Linked DNA regions of Homo sapiens: region 1 is linked to region 2. A link is a loop called in an ENCODE intact Hi-C map of the cell type or tissue named here. Cell type or tissue: dorsolateral prefrontal cortex. All regions are shown on one strand. Each heading gives the region's core, and the rest is flanking DNA. Links, peaks and the distances in the headings are about the cores only.

Region 1 (8,351 bases), core at 2,258-7,257, 53 kb after region 2:
TCTCGGCTCACTTCAGCCTCTGCCTCCGGGGTTCACACCATTCTCCTGCCTCAGCCTCCCGAGTAGCTGAGACTACATGTGCCCACCACCACGCCTGGCTAATTTTTGTATTTTTAATAGAAATGGGGTTTCACTGTGTTAGCCAGGATGGTCTCTATCTCCTGACCTTGTGATCCGCCCACCTCGGCCTCCCAAAGTGCTGGGATTATAGGCGTGAGCCACTGTGCCCGGCCTTCCCAGAACTTTAAATACCATCTGTAGGTTGACAATTCCCAACTCCTTGGGCTCCAGCCTTGAACACTGAGCTGCCCCTTTCTTCTTCACTTGGATGTCTCTCAAGCATTTCAAGCTCAGCATTTCCCAAATGGAACTCAAAGTGGAGCTCCAAAATGATTTGCCTCCCCCACCCCTGAACCTGCTTCTCCATCTCAACAAATAGTATCAGCCCGCCTGCCTTCAAACTAGAAAACTTGAGTGTTATCCTCAATGCCTCCCTCTTCCTCAGCCCTCACATCCCCTTGTCAGCAAGTCCTATAATTTCCACATTGGAAAGACATCACAAAGGTGGCCACCTCTCTCCATCTCTACCGCCACCACTGCAGGTAGTGTGGCGAGTCACCACCATCTCACCTGGACGGCTGTGAGTCCGCATGGTCCATGATCTTTCCTCTTCCATCCAGCTCCACATTTCAGCCACAGGGATCTTTTAGTAACACACATTTGATTGTGAATCCTCATATCCGATGACTTCCAGCCACACTCAGCATAACAACCACCATCTTCCTGTGGCTTACAAGGTTCTACGCCAGATCCCAGCTTCACCTGATGTCCCCTCTCCTCATCACTCTTGTCCCTCTAGCCTCACTGGCTTCCTTTTGGTCCCCACACGCCATGTCTTTCCTTCCTCAGGTCTTCATCCAGGGTTCACCATCGTCGCCACTGTTGGGAATGCTCGTCCTTGCCTTTGCGTGGCTGGCTCCTTCCCATTCTTCAAACTTCAAGCTAAATGTCCCCTCTCAGGTCACTGCCCACGACCTGAGAGGGCTCCACAGGCCCTCTCAGCATCCTCTTTAGCCAGTCATTTCATTCAGAGCATACACTGATCACAACTTGGAATTTTTTAGTTGTTCATCTTATTTATTGTTTCTCTCCCCCACTAGAGTGTCAACTCTACCATACCTATTGGAACATAGAAGGTGCTGACAGGTATTCACTGAGTTGACAAACAGGTAGATGATGAGGGCATGAACTTCAGAGGTCCACGGGGGCAGAGGGCCAGGAGAACACTGAGATTCAAGAGGTGGGCAGAGGGGCTGTCAAGCGGACTTGATAAGGAGGGACAGAGGGAGGAGGCAGTAACCGAGGGAGGAGGGCTATGTCAGCTTGGGAGGCTTTTCACTGTGGGTAACAGCAAAGTTGTCCAGGTGATTAGATGAAAGGGTTGATTTTTCTCACAGTCTGGGTGTTCAGCAGCAAAGCTCTGTGTCAGTGTCACCGAGGCCCTCTTGCCTTTCTCCTAGCCTTGGGCATTACATCCTCACATGATGCGTTCAAAGGCAGGAGATAGCAACAGCGTGGAACAGACGTTCTCCTCATGCCTCTTTTATTGGTGGGATGTGGGGTGGTGATGATGGAGGGATCGTCCCCAGAAGATTCCTGCTAATCTCCCCCTAGATCCCACTGGGCAGAAGGACACATGCTTGCTTTGGACCAGGGGCTGTGCCTGTCTTGGTGAAATCAAAAAATCTCTTTCCTGTCCTTGAACAAACAGGATTCTTCCAGCCAAGGGGAGGGAAATGCCTTTTGAGTAAGGAGGGAATAGCGCTTGCCATTAGCACATTTCATAAGGAAGAGTTTTTCTGCTGGGTTAATTGATGCAGGGAGGTCGAGTGGGATGGGTGCTGAGAAGTAGCCCCTAGATGTGACACTTAGTGGACTATGTGTGGCCCTTGAGAGGGCTGTTTCCATAGAACGGCTGGGCTTGATTGCACATTTTGGCAGGGGAGGGGGTGCTTAGGAATTACTGGGAGAAGTTTAGGAGATTAAGGGGGACTACCAGGAAGCCTAGTGTTGAAGGTAAGAGGAGAGGTGGCACCATCACTGGGTGCAGGAGGCAGACATAGGGAGATCTTTTCAGTTTGGGGGAGACTTGATGTTTATAGGCTGAGCAAAAGGAGCTGGTGAGAGAGAGGGTAAAGATTTTGAAGCAAGATGGGATAATGGATCCCCACGTCCTGAAGGAGGCATGGAGGTGGCATCGAGTGCCCAGGAGGTGGTGGTTGTCACTGGATCAAGCAGGAAGGCTTTTCTGAGAAGATTCTGGTGCCTTTTGAGACAGGAGGGCAGGAAGGTGGATGACAAAACATGAAGATGCCCGGCCAGGACAGATCCCCCTCATTTTCCTTTGTGTGACAGTGGGCTCATTTAGAGATTGAATCCATGACCTTCACCTCTCCTGCATCTTTGTTTTAATCATCTGATATAATAGACTCTTTAGAAAACCCCAGTCCACATCTGCGTGGTTGTGCCCTGGGAAGTCCCGGGACAAAGCTCACTCCTTGGGTTTTCTTGTTTGGACGAACGGAACCACCCAGTATATAGTCATGGGTGTGGCTATTATGGGATGCAATCCAGAGGGAGCAGGTCACTTAACAAACAGCACAGAGCCACCAGATCCTGCAGAGTCAGGTGGGGAGCCAGGTGGAGGGGGAGAGCCCTGAGCTGGGAAGAGAGGACTTGAGTTTCAGGTTCCAGGTTCAGGTCCTGGTCAAGCACTTACAGGCTAGGCTTCTTTGGCGCCCTCCGAGCCTGTGACCTCATCTGCAGAGGGGTGGGTTGGCAGCTCTTCTTCTCCCTTCCCTGCCCATAGTTATAAAATGTGCTGACTCCTTGTAGGAAATTAATGAAATGCCTTCCTGCCCCTCCTGCATCCCTCCCTGGGGAGCCTGCCCCTGCTCTGTACCACCCAGAATAGGATGATATTTTTGTTTTGGTTTGCTTGTTTGTTTGTTTTGAGACAGTGTCTTGCTCTGTTGCCCAGGCTGGAGTGCAGTGGTGTGATCTTGCAACCTCCGCCTCCTGGGTTCAAGTGATTCTCCTGCCTCAGCCTCCTGAGTAGTTGGGACTACAGGCACCCGCTACCACGCCCAGCTAACTTTGTATTTTTAGTAGAGACAGGATTTCACTATGTTGGCCAGGTTGGTCGGGAACTCCTAACCTCAGGTGATTTGGCTGCCTCAGCCTCCCAAAGTGCTGGAATTATAGGCATGAACCACTGCGCCCGGACTGTTTTTTGGTGTTTTGAGACAGGGTCTTGCTCTGTTGCCCAGGCTGGAGTGCAGAGGTACAATCGTGGGTCACTATAGCCTTGACCTTCCGTGCTCAAGTGATCCTCCCCATTCAGCCTCCCAAAGTGCTGGGATTACAGGCCTGAGCCACTGTGCCTGGCCAGGATGTTGTTTTTCTTCACCATTACCCCTGTTCTCTCACTTCTGGCATCTTTCCTCCTTTGTTTTGGGGAATGATGGCATGGGGCCCAGGGAGTAGGATTGGGAGCCAAACCTTTCTCCTTTATTTATTCAAATCGTAGCTATGGATGCAGCAAAAAGCAAACAGAAGTTTGACTAGATATATGAGCTCAGTATTCCACAACATTTAAAGCTGGTGTGTACTTACGTAGGAGGCTTAAAACATAACATTAGGTTAAAATGAATAATAGCCCCAACAGAAAAAAAAATAGTGCATTCTAAAGAAGTTCTTAGCGGGAATGTTCAGAAGCTTGGTTGGTTTGATTGACAATAGCTCTGTATGTCTCCTTCTCGGTAGCTCCTTAATGCAGATCTCTGTTGCTCCCTGACTTCTCCACTGGGTCACGTGTGGCCAGGTGTCATGAGCATAATATCCCTATCATCGCTGTCTGGCAGGGTGAGAGTTCAGAAGGAGTCATATTTGCTTTTAGGTCACCCTCTTTATTTATCCAGCACGTGGGGTAGGACTGTGACCGAAGGAGGGCTCCATGCACGTCTCCTGTGTTGTTGGAGGAGGTAGTGTTGGTAATGGGCGAGGAACAGAGTCGTTTGGTCCCAGCAAAGCTGCTTCCATCAGATCGGTCCTGCCCCTTGGCTGGGCTGCCTGGACTTCACTTCATCATCTCTAAAATGAGATTAAAGATTGTTTCTCCCTCATGGGAAGGCTCCGGGATTCAGTGAGCTTATGCCTGTTTAGGAAAGTGTCTGGCACAGGGTCACTGCCCTTGTGCCATCACATCTGCCCAGATGAAATCAGGTAATCAGCTGACGCACCCGGAGTGCCCATCGCGCATGCGTGCTGTGCCCCATGGGAAAGGGGCGTCAGATGTGACTCTGCCCTCAAGGAATCCGCATCTAGCAGGAGAAAGAAAACCGGACACTTTGGAGATAAATAGAGAGCTAGAAGGCCAGCGGGACCCCCGCTTCCCCACGGCGCGGACATCCTGGAGGGCGAGCAGCTGCCGGGCGGGGCACGCTGTCAGCCAACCCTGCCTAATCTCCTGGCAGACAGAGCTGAGAGAAAGCAGAATCTGGTATTCATTGTGCGGTTGTTTCTAATTTCCTTCTGCTTTCGAGATCCTCTTCTAAGGGAGAACAATGCCCTGAATGATGGGGCACAAGCTTCCTTGGCTGGGCACCCACCCAGCTGTGGCAGAGGCCGGGCACTCACAGGGCCGGTGGTGTTTGATTCTGGCCTCTGAGAAGCTCCTCCGACAGTGGGTTTTGGTGGCTGGTTTGAGTCCCAGCCCATAGAACAAGTCCCCCCAGGCTCACTTATGAGTATTATCTTTAAAATTTCCCTATCTGCCAAAGAAGAACGCCTTTTGTGTTATCGCCAGGGTTGTTACGAGGCCGGGTGGGTGGAGGGGGCACTGAACCTCAGAACTCTCTGTAGGATCCACATCTGGAGCCAAGAGGCCGCTCTGTGCCACCACACTCCCCGGAGTGTCCATCGTGCATTGGAGGGGGACGGTGTTGGCCTCAAGTGCTGCCCTCGCAGCTCCCGTTCACAGACCATGACTGAGAGGACTCTCAGCAGAGGACCCTGGGGTGACATTTCTACTGCTGGTGCCTCATAAGGCTGGCCAGGGGCAGGAGGCCCAGGGCTGAGTCCAAGGAATGGGGTGGGGTTTCCTCATTCCTTGCTGTCTTCATACTTGGCCTTCTATTTGTAGATTTCAGTAATTTATCAGCCTTTCTAGGTTCCTCTTTCATCACCAGAAGCAGAATGAACCTAACATGAGAAACCCACATGCATAAAGGGCTGAGAGAGGCTGAGGGGCATTTGATGATGACTTTCAAGTCTATGGGGCTGTATCGAGGAAGATGCTATGGCAGTGGCAGGTGAGAGGGTGAGTGAGGGGCTGCACAGCCCCAAGAGGCCCTGGCAGGGTTAGCTGTCTTCAAGATGAGCAAGACCCAGCCGGGCGCGGTGGCTCAAGCCTGTAATCCTAGAACTTGGGGAGGCCGAGGCAGGCAGATCACCTGAGGTTGGGAGTTCGAGACCAGCCTGACCAACATGGAGAAACCCCATCTCTACTAAAAATACAAAATAAGCCAGGCGTGGTGGTGCATGCCTGTAATCCTAGCTACTCAGGAGGCTGAGGCAGGAGAATCGCTTGAACCCTGGAGGCGGAGGTTGCGGTGAGCTGAGATCGCACCATTGCACTCCAGCCTGGGCAATAACAGCGAAACTCTGTCTCAAAAAAAAAAAAAAGGCCGGGTGCAGTGGCTCACACCTGTAATCCCAGCACTTTGGGAGGCCGAGGCAGGTGGATCATGAAGCCAGGAGTTCGAGACAAGCCTGGCCAATATGGTGAAACCCCATCACTACTAAAAAATACAAAAATTAGCCGGGAGTGAAGTGGTGGCATGTGCCTGTAGTCCCAGCTACTTGGGAGGCTGAGGCAGGAGAATCGCTGCAATCTGGGAGGCGGAGGTTGCAGTGAGCCAAGATCACGCCACCGCACTCCAGCCTGGGTGACAGAGCGAGACTCTGTCTCAAAAAAAAAAGAAAGATGTGCAAGACTCGAGCCAGGTCTCCCAGGCTTAGGTCACCCAGGTGCATCCTCATCCACATGCCATTCTCACTACAATTTGTTTAATATTTTCCTTTTTTTTTTGAGATGGAGTCTTGCTCTGTCTTGCCCAGGCTGGAGTGCAGTGGCACAATCTCGGCTTACTGCAACCTCTGCCTCCTGGGTCAAGCAATTCTCCTGTCTCAGCCTCCCAAGTAGCTGGGACTACAGGTGTGCGCCACCACACCCGGTTAATTTTGTATTCTTAGTACAGATGGGTTTCGCCATGTTGGCCAGGCTGGTCTGGAACTCCTGACCTCAGGTGATCCGCCTGCCTTGGCCTCTCAAAGTGCTGGGATTACACGCGTGAGCCACTGCACCTGGGCAAATATTTTTCTCTAAATAGATTTATTGATTATTTATTTTTGAGATAGGATCTCACTCTGTCACCCAGGCTGGAGTGCAGTGGCACAATCACGGCTCACCACAGCCTTGACTTCCCGGCCTCAGGTGATCCTCCTGTCTCAGTCTCCTAAGTAGCTGGGACTACAGGCACATACCACCATGCCTGGCTAATTTTTGTATTTTTCATAGAGATAGGATTTTGCCATGCTGCCCAAGATGGTCTTGAACTCCTGGGCTCAAGCAATCTGCCCGCTTCAGCCTCCCACAAAGCGCTGGGATTACAGGTGTGAGCTGCTGTGCCCGGCCCTAAAGAGATTTATTTTGAAAACCTTAATCATTTAATTAAAAAGAAACATTTATGTCACTACTGTAAATGAAACCCAGCATTTTGCTGACAGACATTGAAATAAGTACAGACGGAACTGTTAAAACTACTCATTCTGTCCCTTTGATATAATCTTGAACACCACCCATTGCTTTGTATAAGGTCTCAGTGTATAAATCTTTCTGTATGATGGCAGCTCCATGTGTGTCTGATGGAGATGTTGCAGGGGAGCTTGATGTTGTCAAGGAGTAGGGTGATTTGCGCCGACTTGTGACCCCACCAAAGATGCTGGGGGTGACAGCCCTGCTGCCTGACCAAGGGCTTGCTGGCCCCATATTAGCATCTCTAACAGGGGAGGACGACAGTGGCTGCTTCAGAGGGCTCGGTGAGGGTGAACTGAGCTCCTGGAGGATTTATTTATTTATGTATTTATTTATTTTTGAGGCTAGGCTCGGTGGCACATGCCTGTAATCCCAGCATTTTGGGAGGCCGAGGTGGGTGGATTACTTGAGGTCGGGAATTTGAAACCAGCCTGGCCAACATGGTGAAACCCCATCTCTACTGAAAATACAAAAGTTAGCTGGGCGTGATGGCATGCTCTTGTAATCCCAGCTACTCGGGAGGCTAAGGCAGGAGAATTGCTTGAACCCAGGAGGTTTAGGTTGCAGTGAGCCAAGATCGTGCCACTGCACTCCAGCCTGGGTGGCAGAGTGAGACACCATCTCAAACAAAAATAAAATAATATAAAATATAAAATAAAATATTTATTTTTGAGACAGGTTCTGACTCTGTCACGTAGGTTGGAGGGCAGTGGCTCCATCACAGGTCACTGCAGCCTCTACTTCCTGGGCTCAAGTGATCCTCCTGCCTCAGCCTCCTGAGTAGCTGGGATCACAGGTGTACACGGTACCATGCCAGGCTAATTTTAAAAATTTTCTGTAGAGGCCGGACGTGGTGGCTCACACCTGTAATCCCAGCACTTTGGGAGGCCAAGGTGGGCAGATCACTTGAGGTCAGGAGTTCGAGACTAGCCTGGCCAACATGATGAACCCTCATCTCTACTAAAAATACAAAAATTTAGCCGGGCGTGGTGGCACACACTTGTAATCCCAGCTACTCAGGAGACTGAGGCAGGAGAATTGCTTGAACTCAGGAGGCGGAGGTTGCAGTGAGCTGAGATGATGCCACTGCACTCCAGCCTGGGCAACAGAGTGAAACTCTTGTCTCAAAAAAAAAAAAAATTATACAGACGGGTATCTCTATGTTGTCCAGGCTAGTCTTGAACTCCTGAGCTCAAGAGATCCACCTGTCTTCGCCTCACAAAGTGCTGGGATTACAGGCATGAGCCACTGTGCCCAGCCACCCTATAGTATTTATAAAGTGTTTAGAAATAGTGTCTGGCACATAGTAAGCACTTAGCAGATGTGAACCCCCACTATAACTTGGGAGATTTTGGCTGAGGGCCCTCAACTGTCCTGGGGATCTGCCTTTGTGGAGACGGGGCTGGGATGGACGCTGCCAGGCTCCCTCTGGCTCTCTGCAGATCTCTGTTGTTCCCTGACTTCTCCATTTGGT
Region 2 (8,351 bases), core at 1,654-6,653:
TGTCATCAGGCTGAAGTGCAGTGGCGCGATCTCGGCTCACTGCAACCTCCACCTCCCGGGTTCAAGCAATTCCCCTGCCTCAGCCTCCTGAGTAGCTGGGACTACAAGTATGCACTACCCTGCCTGGCTAATTTTTTGTATTTTAGTAGAGATGGAATTTCATCACGTTGGCCAGGATGGTCTCAATCTCCTGACCTCATGATCCACCCACTTTGGCCTCCCCAAGTGTTGGGATTACAGGCGTGAGCCACCGTGCCTGGCAGGCAAAGTTCTTCTAGAATGTAGAATTTGAGGCATTGAGACTGGAAATCCCTTTGAAAGGCAGGGATAAAATTGTTTTTTTTTTTTGGATGGGGTCTCACTCTGACCCCCAGGCTGGAAAGCAGTGGTGCCATCTGCCACTCCACCTTCTGGGCTCAAGAAATCCTCCCACCTCAACCTCCCAAGTGCCACCACGCCTGACTAATTTGTTTTGTGTTTTTGATTTTTTTTTGTAGAGATGGTGTTTCACTATGTTGCCCAGGCTGGTCTCGAACTCTTGGGTTCAAGCAATTCTCCCATCTCAGCCTCCCAAAGTGTTAGGATTACAGATGTGAGCCACTGTGCCTGGCCAGAATTGTATGTTTTAATGTGATACAGTATGTCTGAGCAATGTCCACATCCAGTTGTCAAGGGGGAAAAAACTTGATAGTGAGCATTCCCAGCTCAACGCTGCCTTGTTCAAAACTCAGCTGACATAGAGGCTTCTGCTGGTTCCCTGTCCACACAGAGTAAGCTCTTCCCAGCCAAAGGGGAGATGAAAGGATTATTTACTATGTAAAGTGGTGAGGCAGAAATCTCCCAGTTTGTTCACTTAGCTCAAAGTGGGAGAAAAAAAATGATGTTGAGGCGGTTCTATAGCTCGATTTCTGGTATGATCAACTGGGAGCAGCAATTTAAAACCCACTTGGATTTTTTAAGTCACTGGGGAGGTTCGGAGCCACATACCACGCCCTGTGTGTCATCATCGGGCTCTCTGAGGGACAGCACGTAGGTTTGGGAGGAACAGGTTCAAACCTGACTCTGATCGTTAACGAAGGTAGTGTTCTGTAGCACACATGACTCTCTGGGCCAATCAGATTACCCCAGCCTTCTAGCACCTGTGTGAACTGACATAGCTGGGAAGCTGGCTAGGCTGGGCTCAGGTGGGGCAGCCAGGTACCTTTATAGTATGATTTGAAGGCCTCAGGTGAGGCTGCCCTAGCCTGAAATATCTCCCCTACTGGCTTGTCAAGGATGTCTGAATTTCGCTACTATTGAGTCATTCCTTTGCGTTTACTACGGTCCTCGTTTTGTGAGTGCAGATTGATCTGGAATACAGGATCCTTAACCTTCCCATCTTAATTGCGTGGATACAACTAGACTATGTTTAATCTCTTGGGTAAGCCACAAACTAAGTTCCACTTTTTCATGCCAGGCCTGTCTTGAGGCATTTCACCTGCCCTCTTCTCTATTCTGTTCAGCTTAGACAAGAAGCAAGCTGGAGCCAGGTAGTCTGGTGTGGGGGACAGAGGAGCAGAGGACTGGAAAGTGAGGGCACCCAGGAGCAGCAGGCTCTCCTTCCTGGCTTCTGGCTTTCCAGCACAGAAAAGCTTGGCTGAGCCTTGGTCTGGTGTCAGATGACGCCTGAAGGGAGATGTGATCTCCCCATTTTGGCCCAGATGGAGCACAGTTAGCTCTTACATGGACTTCCTTCCACTTACTCACTTTCCCTTTACCAGCTATCCTCTGTCCTCCTACTGCTGCACTCTCAGCCATCATCATTCTACGTGGCCTCATGCCAGAAGGGAAGTCTCATTGGCATCCCAGAGGAGCCAGGAGCTCCTAAGCCCCACCAGCACTCGGCCACACCCCTTTCCCCTTTGTGGCTTGGTTCACAGTCTCCAGGAGATGGAGGAGTGGCTAGGAGCTGCGCAGCTGCCGACAGCTCAACTTGTGCGGCTGGTTTTTTGTTTTTTTGAGATGGAGTCTTGCTCTGTTGCCCAGGCTGGAGTGCTGTGGTGCGATCTTGGCTCACTACAACCTCCGCCTCCCGGGTTCAAGCGATTCTCTTGCCTCAGTCTCCCGAATAGCTGAGATTACAGGCACACGATACCATGCCCAGTTAATTTTTTTGTATTTTTAGTAGAGACTGGGTTTCGCCATGTTGGTCAGGCTGGTCTCGAACTCCCGACCTCAGGTGATCCACCCGCCTCGGCCTCCCAAAGTGCTGGGATTACAGGCATAAGCCACTGCGCCTGGCAGGTTTGAACAGATACAGAGGATGTTTAGTGAGAGGCCAGTCGGATGCTATGGGTCTGCACTAAAGCCTTAAACCCTTTCTATCTTTTCCTCTTTCCCAGGCCTAGAAGACATGGTCAGAGTTCATCTACGTCATGCCCCTGCCTCCGGGCATATTTTATCTCCCCATGCCCATGCCTGTCTTCCAGAGACCACTCCCACCAAAGGAAGTGGGAGAAGCGAGGCGGAAGAGAGGCCATAAAGTCCGCTGGAATATAGGCTCCATGAAGGCAGGGATTTTTAATATATCCCCAGAGTCTAGAACAGTGCCTGGCCCACAGTAGATGCTCAATAAATATTTGTTGAATAATGAACCTCCCCTTGTTGAAGTAATCACAGCTGGTAAAGTACTTTCAATCCTAATGAATATTCTGTTGGACAGGTGGAAATTTTTAGAGCCAACATTTCCAAAGATCTATTTATTTTGTTTTTTGTTTTTATTTTATTTTTTTTAGAGAAGGGCCTTGCTCTGTCACTCAGGCTGGAGTGCACTGGCATGATCACAGCTCACTGCAACCTTGAACTCCTGGACTCAAGAGATCCTCCCACCTCAGCTTTCTGAGTAGCTCTTACTAAAGGCACAGCTTCCATGCCCAGCTAATAAAAAAAAATTTCTTTTTTTTTTTTTTTTAGAGTGAGTCTGGGTTCACTATGTTGCTCACGTGCTGCTCTCAAACTTCTGGCCTCAAGCGATCCTCCCACCTTGGCCTTCTAAAGCACTGGGATTATAGGCATGAGCCACTATGTCTGGCCCCAAAGATTCAATTTTTAATTACACCATATAGTGTAATTATAATTACACTATATAGTGTAATTATAATTACATTTAGTGTAATCTTAGTATGCCATTCATTTTGTAAAAAATTAAAACAATACAAGAGAAATTCCCCTTGTTCCAAACACACTTGCGTGCTCCTTCTTAGTGATAACCATTAGCTTCATCTTGGCATGTGCCCTGTAGACTTTGCTCAATGCATTTGGACAAGTCTGTATGTTAACATAGAAGCCTAGAGTTTTGTGGGTTAGCAACGACACAACAACCACAACAACAAAACCCATAAAACCATAAATAAGATTGGACTGTGCTGTTTTGCAGTTTCCTTTTTCCCCTCTTAACGTTTTGGAGATGTTCCATGTAGGTGAAAACAGACCTACCTCGTTCTTTTCATTGTGAAATATTGTGCAGCATAGATATATTGCATATTTGACAATTCCTCTATTGATGGACTTTTAAGTCATTTCCAGTGTTTACTTTTTTTTTTTTTGAGATGAAGTCTCCCCTCTGTCACCCAGGCTGGAGTGCAGTGGCTCAGTCTCGGCTCACTGCAACCTCTGCTTCCCAGGTTCAAGCGATTCTCCTGCCTCAGCCTCCTGAGTAGCTGGGATTACAGGGGCGTGCCACCACGCCTGGCAAAATTGTTTTGTATTTTTACTAGAGATGGAGTTTCGTCATTTTGGCCCAGCTGGTCTTGAACTCCTCACCTCAGGTTATCTGCCTGCCTCAGCCTCCCGAAGTGCTGGGATTACAGGTGTGAACCACCGCGCCTGGCCTATTACCAGTTTCTATGATCTTGTTAGAATAAAAATTTCAGCTCTCTCTTGGACAGGAAATTGTGAGTGATTCACACTAGTAACATAATCAGATATGTCGTAATGATGCTATTTAATGCTATGTCTTCTGTTACTTAGTAACTGTTTTACATAAAGGGCGTAATCATGTCTCCACCTTTTTTGATAGGAATGGTTGTGTATCACTTTTCTCCACCCATTTCACCATGACTTTTAGATATGAAATGGGAGAGTCTGGGGCCTTGGAGGGCCTCAGGGGAGTGACCTCCCCCTTCCCTTCCTTATCCTCTGTTTTCTTGAGTGGCTTCAAGGAGTTGTTTGGTGCCATAGCCTGCCCTTCTGCCACATCCTTTCCTGCCACATAGTGGTCATGTCCTGGAATGACGAGATGACAATGCCAATCATTCAGTCCCAGGCTGCATGGTGCACTGGCCTTTGGATTCCTCCTTTGATCAGCTCAGAACACTTTAGCAGTTGTTGGTTTTGACCTGTGCTTGGCTTTGATGATATCAGGCCCATCTTCAAACCTTTTCCTTGTACCTCAGGAATGATACCGCAGTCTGGATCCAGCCTTAATCTTTTCAAGGCCCACGCATCACTCAGTATAATATTTTCCACAGATAAGTACATTTTAAAAGGAAAAGCTTTAAGAACACTTTATATTTTATACCATTTAATTCCTTGGCAATTTTCTTCTCCCACCCACACCTTAATGTCATTTGCTCTTCTATTTTTCTCAACCTCTGTTTTCTTTTCTTTCTTTCTTTCCTTCCTTCCTTCCCTCCCTCCCTTCTTCCTTCCTTTTCCTTCCTTTCTTCCTTCCTTCCTTTCTTTCTTCTTTTTCTTTCTTTCTTTCTTTCTTGAGATGGAGTCTCCCTCCCTCTGCTGCTCAGGCTGGAGTGCAGTGATGCGATCTCGGCTCACTGCAACTGCCGCCTCCCGGGTTCAAGCAATTCTCCTGCCTCAGCCTACCGAGTAGCTGGGACTACAGGCACGCGCCACCACGCCCGGCTAACTTTTGTACTTTTAGTAGAGACAGGGTTTCACTATGTTGATCAGGCTGGTCTCGAACTCCTGACCTTGTGATCTGCCCGCCTCGGCCTCCCAAAGTGCTGGGATTACAGGTGTGAGCCACCGCTCCCGGCCAACCTGCTTTCAAGATTACATCAGAGTGGTGGCTGTGGAAGAATTTTTCTCCCTGAGAATTTTCTCTAGGCATAGTTCTTTGTTACTAACAAGATTTTCCTTCTCCCTGCTTGATGATTTCCGTACAGTTTAGACTCATAGAGTATCTTAATATTAATCTCTAGTGATTGAATTGCAACAGCACCTAGGATGGCTAGATTTCATAATGGCTTTTTCCTGAAGTTCACTTTTCAGAGGGAGCCTAGGACTTTTAAGGCAGTGTGACTTGTTTTAATGGTTTCAGATTAATTTTGTATTTGTATCAGAAAACCATTTACTTAATGATTTGATTGTTTCATTTTCTAAAGTGAATAGTAACTGAACTCGTTTCCTACTCCTTTATTTAGTCCAGCTACTATAGAATCTTTGTTTTGCTTGCTTTTAGTAATATTAACGTTATTTCTTTCTTTCTTCTTTTTTTTTTTTTGAGACAGGATCTGGCTCTGTCACCCATGCTGGAGTGCAGTGGCGCAATCTTGGCTCACTGCAGCCTCCGCCTCCTGGGATCAAGTGATCCTCCTGCTACAGCCTCCTGAGTAGCTGGGATTACAGGCATATACCACCATGCCTGGCTAATTTTTCTATTTTTAGTAGAGACGAGGTTTCATCATGTTGGCCAGGCTGGTCTCGAACTTCTGGCCTCAAATAATTCAACCGCCTTGGCTTCCCAAAGTTCTGGGATTACAGGCATGAGCCACTGCGCCTGGCATATTACTGCTATTTTTTTTTTTTTTTTTTGAGACGGAGTCTCGCTCTGTCCCCATGCTGGAGTGCAGTGGCGTGATCTCGGCTCACTGCAACCTCTGCCTCCCAGGTTCAAGTGATTCTCCTACCTCAGCTTCCCAAGTAGCTGGGACTACAGGTGCATGCCTTCATGCCCAGCTAATGTTTTTTTTTTTGTATTTTTAGAAGAGACTGGGTTTCACCACGTTGGCCAGGCTGGTCTCGATCTCCTGACCTCGTAATCTGCCTGCCTCGGCCTCCCAAAGTGCTGGGATTATAGGCATGAGTCACTGTCCCCGGCCTATTACTGTTATTTCTAAAGCACTCTAGTTTTGGCAATGAATTACAACAGGACACTGTGAGGTAATCTACATGTTTAGGTGAAAGCCATGCTTTCTATAGGATAACTTCTTATCTTGAATATACTGGCAACTTTGGCTTGGATTTTTTTTCCTTCTTTCATATTTCCTAATATATGCTATGAAACATGAATGGATGGTTTAGTGTTTAGAGTGTGGGTTTATGAACCAGGTAGTTTGGATTCAAATCTCAGCTCTGCCACTTTCTTTTTTTTTGCCCGGGTTGGGGGAGGTGGTCTCACTCTGTCACCTAGGCTAGAGTGCAGTGGTGTGATCACAGCTCACTGTAGCCTTGACTTCCCTGAGATCAGGTGATTGTCCCACCTCAGCCTCCTGAGTAGCTGGGACCACAGGCGTGTACCACCATGCCTGGCTACTTTTTTTTTTTTTTTTGAGATGGAGTTTCATTCTTGTTGCCCAGATTGGAGTGCAATGGCTCAATCTTGGCTCACTGCAACCTCCGCCTTCTGGGTTCAAGCGATTCTCGTGCCTCAGCCTCCTGAGTAGCTGAGATTACAGGCGCCCGCCATCACGCCATGCTAATTTTTGTATTTTAGTAGAGACCATGTTGGTCAGGCTGGTCTTGAACTCCTGACTTCAGGTGATCCACCTGCTTTGGCCTCCTAAAGTGCTGGGATTATAGGCGTGAGCCACTGCGCCCGGCGGTCCTGGCTAATTTTTGAATTCTTTGTGGAGACAAGGTTTCGCCATGTTGCCCAGGCTGATTTTGAACTCCTGGGCTCAAGCCATTTGCCTACCTTGGCCTCTCGAAGTGCTGGGATTACAGGTGTGAGCCATTGTGCCTGACCAGCTCTGGCTCTTTCTAGCTGTACCATCTAGGGCAAGTTATTTAAGCTCTCTGTACTTCAGTTTCTTCTTGTGTAAAACGGGGTAGTAGTAGTACTTGTCTCCAGAGTTGATGTAAGGAGTTGACATAAGGGTAAAAATCGTTTGGCATGTGGTAAGCGCCAATGTGTTTGCCATTATTATTCAATCTTTGTTTCTAAATTAAAAAAAAATTCCTTCCTTCTGTGGTTATTTGGACTTATTCTGAGTTTCATTTTATAACTAGAAACTGAACAATTGAAATAAAAAGAAGAGTCATCACATGCTGAATTTCTCAACCAAACTTTTTCTGGGAAAGACAGGATTGTTTTTGTAAAATAATTTATATCTGATTATTATTAGAATTTTAAAAATTTGTGAAGAAAGAAGAATCAGTGAGATGGGATTAATCTATGTGCAGTTTTTAAGAACCTTGGAAATTTTCATGCCATCGATTGTTAGAGAAATGCAAATATCATTCAGTTGAAAGACTCTTACACCATTCATTCATTTATTCACCACTCATTCATTCATTTATTCACCACTCATTCATTCTTTCATCACTCATCATTCATCTATCCAAGCCACAAACATTTCCAGAATGCCTGGGACACTGCTAAGCTCTCGGAGACAAAGACAAATAATTTATTGTCTCAGCATCTAGAAAACTCTAATGAAGAATTTGCTTCATTATGGGGAGGAAAAATTTAAGTGGCCCCAACAGTCCTCCTGAAAGCTCGGAACAGGGAAGATAGTTCACCTGTAAGAAGGAAGGATGAATAAGAAATTTCACCATTTGGCCCGGCCAGGTGGGTCACACCTGTAATCCTAACACTTTGGGAGGTGGAGATGGGAGGATCACTTGAGCCCAGGAGTTCAAGACCAGCCTGGTCAACATAGTGGGACCCCCCCCATCTCTTAAAAAATAAAAAAAAGGCTGGGCACGGTGGCTCACGCCTGTAATCCTAGCACTTTGGGAGGCCGAGGTGAGTGGATAACCTGAGGTCAGGAGTTTGAGACCAGCTTGGCCAAGATAGTGAAACCCCGTCTCTACTAAAAATAAGCTTAGCCACACACTTAGCTGGTGTGGTGGCACATGCCTATAATCCCAGCTACTTGGGAGGCTGAGGCAGGAGAATTGCTTGAACCCGGGAGGCAGAGGTTGCAGTGAGATTGTGCCACTGCACTCCAGCCTGGGCAACAGAGCGAGAGTCTGTCAAAAAAAAAAAAAAAAAAGAAAGAAAGAAAGAAAACAGGCCGAGCATGATGTCTTACACTTGTAATCCCAGCACTTTGTGAGGCTGAGGTGGGTGGATCATCTGAGGTCAGGAGTTCGAGACCAGCCTGGCCAACATGGTGAAACCCTGTCTC

Evidence for each region. Peaks named below come from ENCODE experiments on the same cell type or tissue, not always from the same donor. Only the 100,000 strongest peaks of a DNase experiment are listed, where the experiment ranks them.
Region 1: it touches region 2 in a loop (2.2-fold over the local background); 22 of 110 quality-filtered maps call a loop at or near these places.

The regions. Positions count from the first base shown.
Region 1 is chr11:62,440,670-62,449,020 of GRCh38, reverse strand. It overlaps a transcript of AHNAK not described here. Among named protein-coding and RNA genes, the nearest start is that of SCGB1A1, 26 kb to the right of the region's middle. RefSeq lists a silencer at 3,410-3,704 and an enhancer at 4,245-4,304. In dorsolateral prefrontal cortex, for the core only: no CTCF peak of the experiment used is centred there; DNase peaks (open chromatin) are centred at 4,320, 4,670 and 5,438; H3K4me3 peaks cover 1,543 bases; H3K27ac peaks cover 1,912 bases.
Region 2 is chr11:62,493,198-62,501,548 of GRCh38, reverse strand. It overlaps a transcript of AHNAK not described here. Among named protein-coding and RNA genes, the nearest start is that of AHNAK, 49 kb to the left of the region's middle. In dorsolateral prefrontal cortex, for the core only: CTCF peaks have their summits at 4,053 and 4,260; a DNase peak (open chromatin) is centred at 4,268.